2 separate regions of the Homo sapiens genome follow, and region 2 is linked to region 1. Evidence: chromatin contacts called from ENCODE Hi-C or POLR2A ChIA-PET data. All regions are on one chromosome and are shown on one strand. The core of a region is the stretch at or near the end of the contact, and the rest is flanking DNA. Distances in the headings are between cores, read along the strand shown. Region 1 overlaps LOC105372932 (a long non-coding RNA gene). Region 2 overlaps LOC105372932 (a long non-coding RNA gene).

The links. Hi-C counts contacts between places; a loop is a spot of excess contacts on that map. ChIA-PET counts read pairs that join two places held with the same protein, here RNA polymerase II (POLR2A). Pooled maps may share reads with other maps.
Region 2: a loop to region 1 is called in a map of posterior vena cava, with 5 times the contacts of the local background. The contact joins two enhancer-like sites. A Hi-C loop is called at or near these places in 3 of 168 maps with a recorded cell type or tissue (MCF 10A, endothelial cell of umbilical vein and posterior vena cava) and 4 of 50 pooled maps. POLR2A ChIA-PET finds 5 or more read pairs at or near these places in 3 of 52 experiments (MCF 10A, PC-9 and naive thymus-derived CD4-positive, alpha-beta T cell).

What each region holds. Positions count from the first base shown.
Region 1 is chr1:221,391,430-221,396,422 of GRCh38, forward strand. All of the region lies in intron 3 of LOC105372932 (a long non-coding RNA gene), which reads left to right. Among named protein-coding and RNA genes, the nearest start is that of LINC02817, 58 kb to the left of the region's middle. Within about 2 kb of position 3,041, at least 3 of the 41 ENCODE cell types and tissues checked have a DNase peak (open chromatin) inside an H3K27ac peak, as active enhancers do.
Region 2 is chr1:221,434,434-221,439,426 of GRCh38, forward strand. The region is part of intron 3 of LOC105372932 (a long non-coding RNA gene); the gene reads left to right. Among named protein-coding and RNA genes, the nearest start is that of LINC02817, 100 kb to the left of the region's middle. Within about 2 kb of position 2,240, at least 2 of the 41 ENCODE cell types and tissues checked have a DNase peak (open chromatin) inside an H3K27ac peak, as active enhancers do.

The sequences.
Region 1 (4,993 bases), core at 1,791-4,290:
GGCCAAGGAAGAACGTTCGCCTTCGTCCTCTGAAGGTTCGCTGAAAAGTCAACTTGCAAAAGGCAGAGGAATCAGAGTAAAGGCATACAGATTAAGGTGTATATATGGGAGCCTTTAGATGAAGACCCAAAGATACAGAGGAAATTGTCCATTTTTATGCTTAGGTTCAACAAAATTCCGCAGACAGCTATGTAGAAATATGAATGGAAAAAAAGGGTATGATGTAATGCTAATAGATGGACTGAGGAAACCCAGCAAGGCCTGTCTAGATTCTGCTTGGCCTCTCTGAGCATGCATTCCTTCCTTCTGGATATAGGGCAGAAGCCTCTCTGGAATGAGGATCTTATGACCTACAGTCAAAAATGTTAGCCCAGGTAATTTCTTTATGGTCAATTTTTACGCAGAAAGATAGAGGGAAAGTTAGAGCAATATTTTTAGGTTTTATGGCTGGCTTTGTGGAAAAGAGGTTCTGGTTTCTATGACCTGCCTTAGAGAAGAGGGCTTCTAGTTTCTAAAGAATTCTCTAGTTTCTACAGATTCTCACCTTGGGAGAGAATGGGACTGAGAGTTAGGGGGGCAGGAGAAGGTCAGAGAAAAACTTTTGCTTCTGAGGCTTTCATTTTGGGGTATTATTTTTGGAGCCCCAGCAACTTCCTTCATATATTTATGCAGATTGCTGTTGTCTAAAATGGTAAACTTTTAGAAGATGGGCACTGTCTTTATTGGTGTATTAGCATCTCTGCACTTTGAGTTAGAACAGTGATACTAAGCCCTAATTTTTCATTCTCCAGGTGATATTTTTTAGTGACATCCACTTTTTCTTCTTTGATAGTTCTAACTCCTTGACTAATTCTCAAAATAAATTCTTTTCAATTAACCATAATTTACAAATACTATGTGCAGAGAGTATTTCTAAGGTTATTTGGAAGCAGCAATATAAACATTTGTCATAACTCCTCCCAAATTGGAAATGGATCTATGAGAGGATAACAGCTAATAGTGTTACTATTCATATGTATAAAAGTGACTTAATTGATGAGGGTGAGGAGCAGGGCAGGTTAAATCTTTCCTTTTATGAATACTGTTGTTTCCTGATATGCCTAGTTTCAAGAAGTTGGGCAAGCTAGAAGTTGGATTATGACTTCATCACCTATGACTCACATGGAATGCACAATTTTGATCCAAAACTTTTGTTCTAATAAGATTTCAACTTCCAAACATTGGTAGCAATGAGAGCCAAGAGCAGGAATGTGACAGTGTGCCAGGTTGATCACAGTGTTTAGGGTTTTGTTTTTTTTTTTTTTGTGAAATGAAGTCTCACTCCATTGCCCAGGCTGGAGTGGAGTTGTGCAATCTCGTCTCACTGCAACCTCCACCTCCTGGGTTCAAGAGATTCTCCTGCCTCAGCCTCTTGAGTAGCTGGGACTACAGGCACGTGCCACCACACCCAGCTAATTTTTTGTATTTTTAGTAGAGAAGGAGTTTCACTGTGTTAGCCAGGATGGTCTCAATCTCCTGACCTCGTGATCCATCCGCCTCGGCCTTCCAAAATGTTGGGATTACAGGCATGAGCCACTGCACCTGGCCTATGCTTTCTTTTTAACAAAAGTTGTTTTCAACAAAATTTGACTTTGCTCAAGAATGGCACTAGTTTTTAGAAAAATTTTGGAGTGGTGAAGTCAAGGAATTTTCAACTGAAGTAGATCATGTGCTCATTGACAGCAGCAAAATGGCATCCGTGGGGGATCCTAACATAGAGGCACCATTTCTCCACTCAGGGAAAGGATTAGGCATAGAAATGCAAACATCAAGCTTTGCTTGGTACACTATTATTTCCTTGCTGAACTCCAGATGATAAGGTAACCAACTGGCCCTGAAATCGTAAGTGGGTGAATTCAACTATCAGATGCTTTACTGTGATAAAAGTGTCAATAATATCTCAGACTTAGGCAGTGCTTTGTAGTCTACAGAGAACTTTCATCTACTTTCTCTCACTGGATCTTATCACTTGATTCCTTATGATAGGCAAAGTTAATATGCATATTATCAAGTCCAGGTCTAGCTCAGTCCTTGCTGCATACATTATTCGTGCTTAACTACTTATAGAATTGAAGTTGTTGAATCTACGGTTTCAGATAAGAAAAGAATGTTTAATGATTTCTGCAAACTCAGCCATACCAGGTGAAACTGCTAAGACTTAAAGCCATCTTTTATGCCTTGTGTCCTCTGATGTTGCCATTGGCGCTTGTAAGAACACTTCTTTTCCCCAAGTCACTGTTGATACCAAAGAAAGCTATTATCCCCACATCTATCCCTGGTGCCACTGAGCGGTAAGGATTTGAACAAGCTTGAGAATAGTGTTTAAAGTAATTAGTTCCATATTAAAAAGAAAAAGAAGAGAGAGTAGGAAGGAGCAGTAAGCAGAAAGATGATTAAGGCTTTGGGTGTGGATCAGAATGGTATTTAAAATAAATACAACAAAAGTTATCCAATAATCAGTAAACAGTAATATAATTAGAATTTTTTTTTCCTATTTACTTCCTTTAACATGCAATGGGGGGAAATGGTAACAAAAAAAAAAGTCAAGGACTCAATCAAACAGATGGTTCTCAAGTTATTATTTTCTCCTTACTGTTGTTTACAAGAAAAAACTCCTTTAACAAACCGTGACTCACAGATTCCAGTGGGACCAGAAATTCTCTATGTGAAGGAGAGGAAAATAGTGGGAAGAGAACCCGCATCATAAACTTTTATTATGCACATTATTATGCCTCATTAATTAACCCAACCACTGTCCTAGTGACGTCTTGGGCTCACTTCACAGGAAAAAATTAGTCTGGATTGCCAAGTTAAATAGACAATTACAGGAAGATCAAATTATGCCTACATTGCATTCTGTCAGGGCATCAAGCCAAATTCATGTCAAACTCATAAGACTGGAATATCCTTAAAAAAACAGCCCTGAAGAACCAATGTCACAAGCCATTTGACGTCCACACGGAGGATGTATTGATCTTGCCTGAGCTTCCTTTCTCAGAATCGCATAACAGACCAAGAAAGAGGGCTTTCTGAGCATCTTACTCTCTTCCACACAGCAGCTGGCTAGATCCTTTGTTATGTACAATAAAGCACAATGAAACAGGGAAAAACATCCCACCTCATGAGCTCCATCCCTCATCCTGGCTGGCAGCTGTCACAGATCTGAAGAAACAGCTTAGACATTTAAAGAGAACAATGAAAATCCCCAGTGTAGGTTTTCCACAGTGGAACCCTTGGTTCTGTCCATGATCTTGAGGAACACTTTTCCAAAAAATCTGAGCTGAGGCCAAAATGAATAAAGCTCACCCCAGATTTTCAGAACCCACAGTGGAATGCCTGATGTCCCCAGCACCAGAGACAACACGATACTGGAGAGAATAAGAACAATTGCCACAATGCTTTCAGGTAAGGTGATGTTTGCTGGTGGTTCAGGACTCAAAAAGAGAATTGAATGTGTCTTGTATCTACTGAGGAATGAAAGTTTAAGAATTTAAGTGTGGAAGACTGGATGCAACTTGGAAAGAAAGCTTCTTCCTGATTCCCATTCTGGGACATTCCTCCTTTATAATCAGAAGTGTCTACCTGAAGCCTTTTTCCATGTTACTTCCATTTTATGAAGAACCCCCGCTCCCTCAAGTGGTAGAATCTATTTGCTCCCCTCTTGTGGTTTTCTATGAAACAAGAATTATGTTTTAAGAATCCTGAGCTCAAACCTAAAGAAGACTAGCAGGTTACATGTTATATCTCTGAAAAATCAGCTGACATATAAGTTCCGCTCCCTTGGAATCACCATATTGTGAGGAAGCACAAGCTAGCTGAAGGAAGCACCACATGGAGGAGAACCAAAGAAGTCAGAGAATAATGAGAACTTACCCATATGGCTTCTGTTAAATTGTCCCAGCCAGCTGTTACTGGTCAGCCATCCTAGCTCATGCCTGGAAATTGCGGAGTAGAGATGAGCTATCCCCACTGTGCTCTGTCTGAATTGTAAGCAAATAAATGGCTGTTGTTTTCTGGTGGCAAGTGTGGAGAGATATTTTTCCATGCAGATGACTAGAATACCCTCCAAATCTGGCATGGATGCTTCTCCTGTGATCTTTGTGCCATTGCGGACCTCCAGCATGTTACTATCCTGCTGCAATATCCAAAACAAAGATGTCTTTCTCTGGCCTTCTCCCTTGCCCCAATTTTGTCCTCTTTAAGGATGTGGAAACTTATTATCTTAATAGTCGTCACAATTTCTCTTAGGGAGGGAATTCTCTTCATTTGTAAATATAAGTTTCTGAGCCCCTGGGGATTGAATGCTCTGTGGGCAATAGTCAAGGCTTCCAAGAAAAATGGCTAAACTTGTCTGCCTAGGAAAGGAAGTGTTTTGGAATGTAATGAGAGAGAGAGGGACAGAGAGACAGAGAGACAGAGAGAGACAGAGAGAAAGGGAAGAGAGAGAGCTCTGAAGAGGCCCCGGGAGGCAGAAGATCTCCCCTGTGTAGGGAGGCAACCAATGGACAGTTCCCTATGACCCATGAGAGAAACTAAGGCACATATTGAAATGAAAATGACTACTGTAAAATTTGAATTTGCCTGGTGTTTTGACATGCTATATCCCTTCCTCCTTGTCCATCTCTTCCCCATAAAACCACCATATCTTACCACACTCATACCAAAAGCATGGGCAACAAAAGAAAACATACATAGGAGAGGTGGAGTAAGATGGTAGAATACAAAGCTCCACTGATTGCTTTCCCTCCCCACATCCCCACCAAAGACACCAAGTTAACAACTATCTACACAGAAAAAAACACCTTCATACAAACCAAAAATCAGGTGAACACTCACAGTACCTGGTTATGACTTCGTATCACTGAAAGAGGTGCTGAATAAATAGAAAATACACTCCTGAATGGCTGATGCCACCCCTACCCCACCCTGGCAGCAGAGGTGTGATGCAGAGAGC
Region 2 (4,993 bases), core at 990-3,489, 42 kb after region 1:
AAGCATTGTCTATAAATATTTGAGGGAACAGAAATGAGAAGCCAACATTGGTGAGAGCACCACCCAATAAAGAGCTTGATAGATATAGTCACCGGAGAAACTTATTTTAATGTTTCAAAGGTATCAAAACAATAAATGAAACCAAATAAAACTTAAAAATAACAACCAAAAGGAAAGTCTTCAGTCTCCACGCAGTGCTTTGATGTAATATATTTATGTTTTCTTCCTCCTCAGGCCTCACTAAAATAGTTGCATAGGATGGTACAGTTCTTTCTCTTAAAGTACTTCTGTACTAGGTAATTTTTTTAAGTCTCTTCTATATATAATTTATTTAAAGATATAAAGGGCCTCTAGGGCTCTCAGGGACCTCCATGTTTTGGCAAGGAAGAGAATGAAAACAGAAGGTTCCTAAAATTATGGAAACTATTTTTTGGGTAACTTAAAGCAAAACAAAACAAATGAACAACAAACAAAAGTAGAGAGATATAAAAGATATCCCTGAAACTGTTTAATCTGGTGACCTTTCTTTACAGACCAAAAGAGCACTTCTTTTCTAAGATTGACATAAATGCATAAATTGTGCATCCTAAACCTTACTGGAGTTATCTAATTCTACTATAATGTCACTTCCAATTATGGGACAAAAAAAGTCAAATCTTATTCTTGCACTTCCTGGTAGAGATATTTTTCACCTGTATCAGGGCCTAGAATTGAAACTGGAAAATAAGCTACAATAGAAACTGAACTATGAAATTGAACTACAGAGTACAGAAGCCAGCTCAGAATACAATTCGTCTGTTTTTACCAAAAACCATGTTCCTGGGAACATACACCTGTTTGCATGCTAAGAATCTTGAAATTTAAAAAAAAAGCATGATAAAATTTAGGAAGAGGACAATTTTTTTTTCACCATTCCCCAAATCTATTGGCCATTTACTCCCCCAATTAGTTTTTCCAAACAACTTTAGAAGATCAACACAAGGTTCAATTGATTATCCTACTTAGATAAGGAATTGTAAATTATTAAGTTTGGCTTTGAGACTTCACTTTACATTTGCACATTTATACTTACATATATACCCATATCTAAAAAATTGCTTTCATTTTTAAAATAATCCCACAGTCAAGTAGTACACCATCATCCAAGCAAGACTGCTTGTGTGAAGATAGACACCTGGTGGTCAATATGTAGAACTGCAGCTCAGGAAAGACCTAGATTTCTTTGAGGTTGTCTCTTGTTTTTTCCCCATTTCCCACTGCTTTCTGGGTACAGATTGCTGTTGATGGTGGACATACTGCAGCTGTGTGTGAGTGAGTCTCAAGTTCAAGTCAAGAGATTTCCAGAACAGTTACATCAACTCCATGAAAGCTTCAGGTCACAAGTTTTCTGAATTATTTGGAGAGCCAACCAATGTAGCATGCTAAGAATTTTTAAAAGTTACTAAAATCTCTTAAGCAAGAAGTTGAACAGGAGCCTCAGTGTTTGGGAGTAAGGGTTAATCTCCACCTACAAATTTCTGCATTTCCTCTGTCAGGATAATAAGCTTCTGTTTCCTTTGGGGAAGAAAAAAGAAGTGTCGATTCCTTTGTCACCACAAAAGCAAGCATTTTGAGCTTTTAAATATGGCCCTGCCCCTGAACCGACCCTGCCTCGTGTCTAAGTGCTTTTCTCCAAATTGAACCTCACAAGACAAAAATACATAACTTAAAGAAATGGCAAGCTAAAATCTCTCTATTTTTTTGTTACTCCTGGCTATTAATTTTATTCTCTTCAATTTTTAAGTCTTGAGATAAGCTTCTGGAAGCAGATACAGAATAGTTTCTAACTTTCTCAGAGTACACTTGGTTTTAGACAGGGAGTGGAATCATAGCATGGGTTCTCACTCTACTTGCATCGGTAAAGGAGGAGGAAAGACATGCATCAGAAGGACAAATGTGTGAGTTGGCTCTATGTCTGATGAAGTGACACACTACAGTGCCGGAGATGCCCTGATTTCCCATTAAGCTACTACAGAGAAAGGCATAGCTTAGTCGCATGGGCTGAATTCCTTATGGTACAATTATAGGCACAGTCACACCTGAAATGACCAGACATCGTGGTCAGAATGCCCTTTGCTTAACTTCTATTGGGCCTTTGCTCTGTGCCAGCCACTGTGCACAGGCTGCCCCAAATCATGCCACAAGCCCTGTCTTTCTTCTTGTTTCCAGTTGGCCCAGATGGACACACAGCATCCCAGTCCTGGCAAGCAGAGGGCTGGGGTGTCCTTGCTTGGGTCTAACCCTGGCCTCCCATCCTGTTTCTAACCGATGTGTGTACTCATATACATACATCATCATGTGAAAGTCAAGGCCTTCTCCAATATTTAGAGGCTGACTGGTCAGTAGTTTTATCACCAGAAAGAAGAATGGGAAAAGATATCAAGAAACCTCCTTTGTCATGAGAGAAACATATTAATTTGGATTGAATAATGTAGTAAATATAGTGACCCCTCTTTCCATCCTCAGTCAAATTAATGTGAACTTCTGGCCAGGTTTGGGGACACTGGAAGAAGACTTCCTCGTTGCGACTATGAGAACTATCATATCACAAGAACCATTTAAATGTCAGATGCACAATCCTCTTTCTGAAACCCTTGTGAACAAATCCACTATTCAGAATTCAGAATTTTCAGACGGTAGATATGTAACACAGTCTATACATTGAATATTGTGGAATACTCTGATCAGGGACTGGAGTAGGACCCCTAATTCAACACATGAAGAGTTCTATTACTGAATGTGTGGTGGTCACATCAGTAGGGATAAAATAAACAAAAGTAGTCTCGCATTGGTTCAGATCAGGCATTATCATCATATGATTCTAGCACACATGAAAAAACACTTGCTTATCAGACTATTTTTGAATATTTGATGGTGGATAGCAGACTGCGGTTCTGCCTGTGTGTGATGCAAGAGACATTCCCAGGCATGCAGCCCTGTCCAGAAGGCTCCTACAACTCTCCAAAATCAATAGGGCAAACTACACCACCAAGAAGGAAATCTATTATCAAGTAGCCCATTTTCTTTGTTCATCAAAAGGCAATGTATTCATCATAAAACTGTAAAACTTTTAGAAGAAAACATAGAAAAATATCTTCATTATCTGGGATTAGGAAAGGAATTTTAAATGATGCAAAAGCATGATACAAAAAAGAAAAAATGAAATTTTATCAAAATCAAAAACTTTTGCTCTGCTAAATCACTTCCAAGAGAATAAAAAGACAAGCCACAGACTAAAAGAAAATATTTTCAAATCTCCTATCTAACAGAGAACTTTATATCCAGATTACATAACAAACTCTCAAAACTCAACAATAAGAAATCAAATAACCCAATTAAAAATGAACAAAGAGATTGAACAGATGCTTCACCAAAGAAGACACAGGAGACTCCCCCACCATCGCCTCCTTAACCACAGGGGATACATTTCAAGACCCCCAGTGGATGCTTGAAACTGTGGATCGTACTGAACCCTAAATAACTACTCATAATAAAACAATTATAATAATTTACTATAATAAAAGTTATGTGAATGTGGTCTCTCCCTCATCTCATACTGCACTCACTCTTCTTCTTGTGATGATGTGAGATGATAAAATGACTATGCGATGGATGTGGTGACAGTAATCTGATAAGTGAGATGCCTACTCAGTGACTAACAGGCAAGTAGCCTATACAGCATGAATACACTGGACAGAGGGGATTCATGTCCCACGGAGCAGGGCTGCGCAAGATTTCATCACACTGCTCAGAACAGTGTGCAGTTTAAAACTTACGAATTGTTTGTTTCTGGAATTTTCTATTTAATATTTTCAGGACACAGTTGACTGCTGGTAACTGAAACTGCAAAAAGAAAAACCTTGGATAAGAGGGGACTGCTGTATAAAGTACGAGAAAAGATGTTTAATACCACAAGCCATTAAGGTAATGTGAATTTAAACAACAGTGAGCTACAACCACACACCTATCAGAATGTCCAAAATAAGGGCAGGCGTGGTGGCTCACACCTGTAATCCCAGCACTTTGGGAGGCCGAGGCAGGTGGATCAGCTGATGTCAGGAGTTCAAAACCAGCCTGGCCAAGAAGGTGAAACCCTATCTCTACTAAAAATAGAAAAAGAAAAAAAAATAGCTGGGCGTGGTGGCGCACGCCTGTAATCCCAGCTACTCTGGAGGCTAAGGCAGGAGAATTGCTTGAACGCGGGAGGCAGAGGTTGCAGTGAGCCAAGATCGCACCACTGCACTCCAGCCTGGGCAACAGAGAGACTCCGTCAAAAAAAAAGAATGTCCAAAATAAATACTGACAACACAGAGTGTTGACAAGGATGCTGAGTAAGTAGAATTCACATACATGATGGCTGGAATTGGAAAATGCTACAGCAACTCTGGATAATAGCTTGGCAGTTTCCTTATAAAGTGAAACATACATCTACGCTATAACTCCACAAGGCCGATCCTGAGTATTTACCCCAGGAAAATGAAAATGTATGTTCACATGAAACTGATAAACAAAACTTCAGAGTAGCTTTTTTTTTTTTTTTTTTTTTTTTTTTACACAGTAGCTTCAAACTGAAAATAACTTGAATGTCCCTCAATGAGTGAAAGGGTAAATAAACTGTGATACCACATATGATGGAACACTATTCAGTCATAAAAAAGAACAACTTAGATAACTCTGTGCTGAGTAAGAGATGCCAGTTTCAAAAGACAAAAGCACAATGGTGGAGAAGAGATTAGTGATTGCCAGGGATTATGGTGGAGGGAGGGGTGAATATAAAGGGACAGCATGGGGAAGCTTTGGGGGGTTATGGCACTGTTTCGTATCCTCTTTGTGGTGGTTACACAAATCTATACATATGTGGAAATCCATAGAGCTGTACATCAAAGAAAAAAGTCAACTTTACTATAGGATAATTTGGAAAATAATTTTTTTAAAGGCCAATGCATTCCTATTT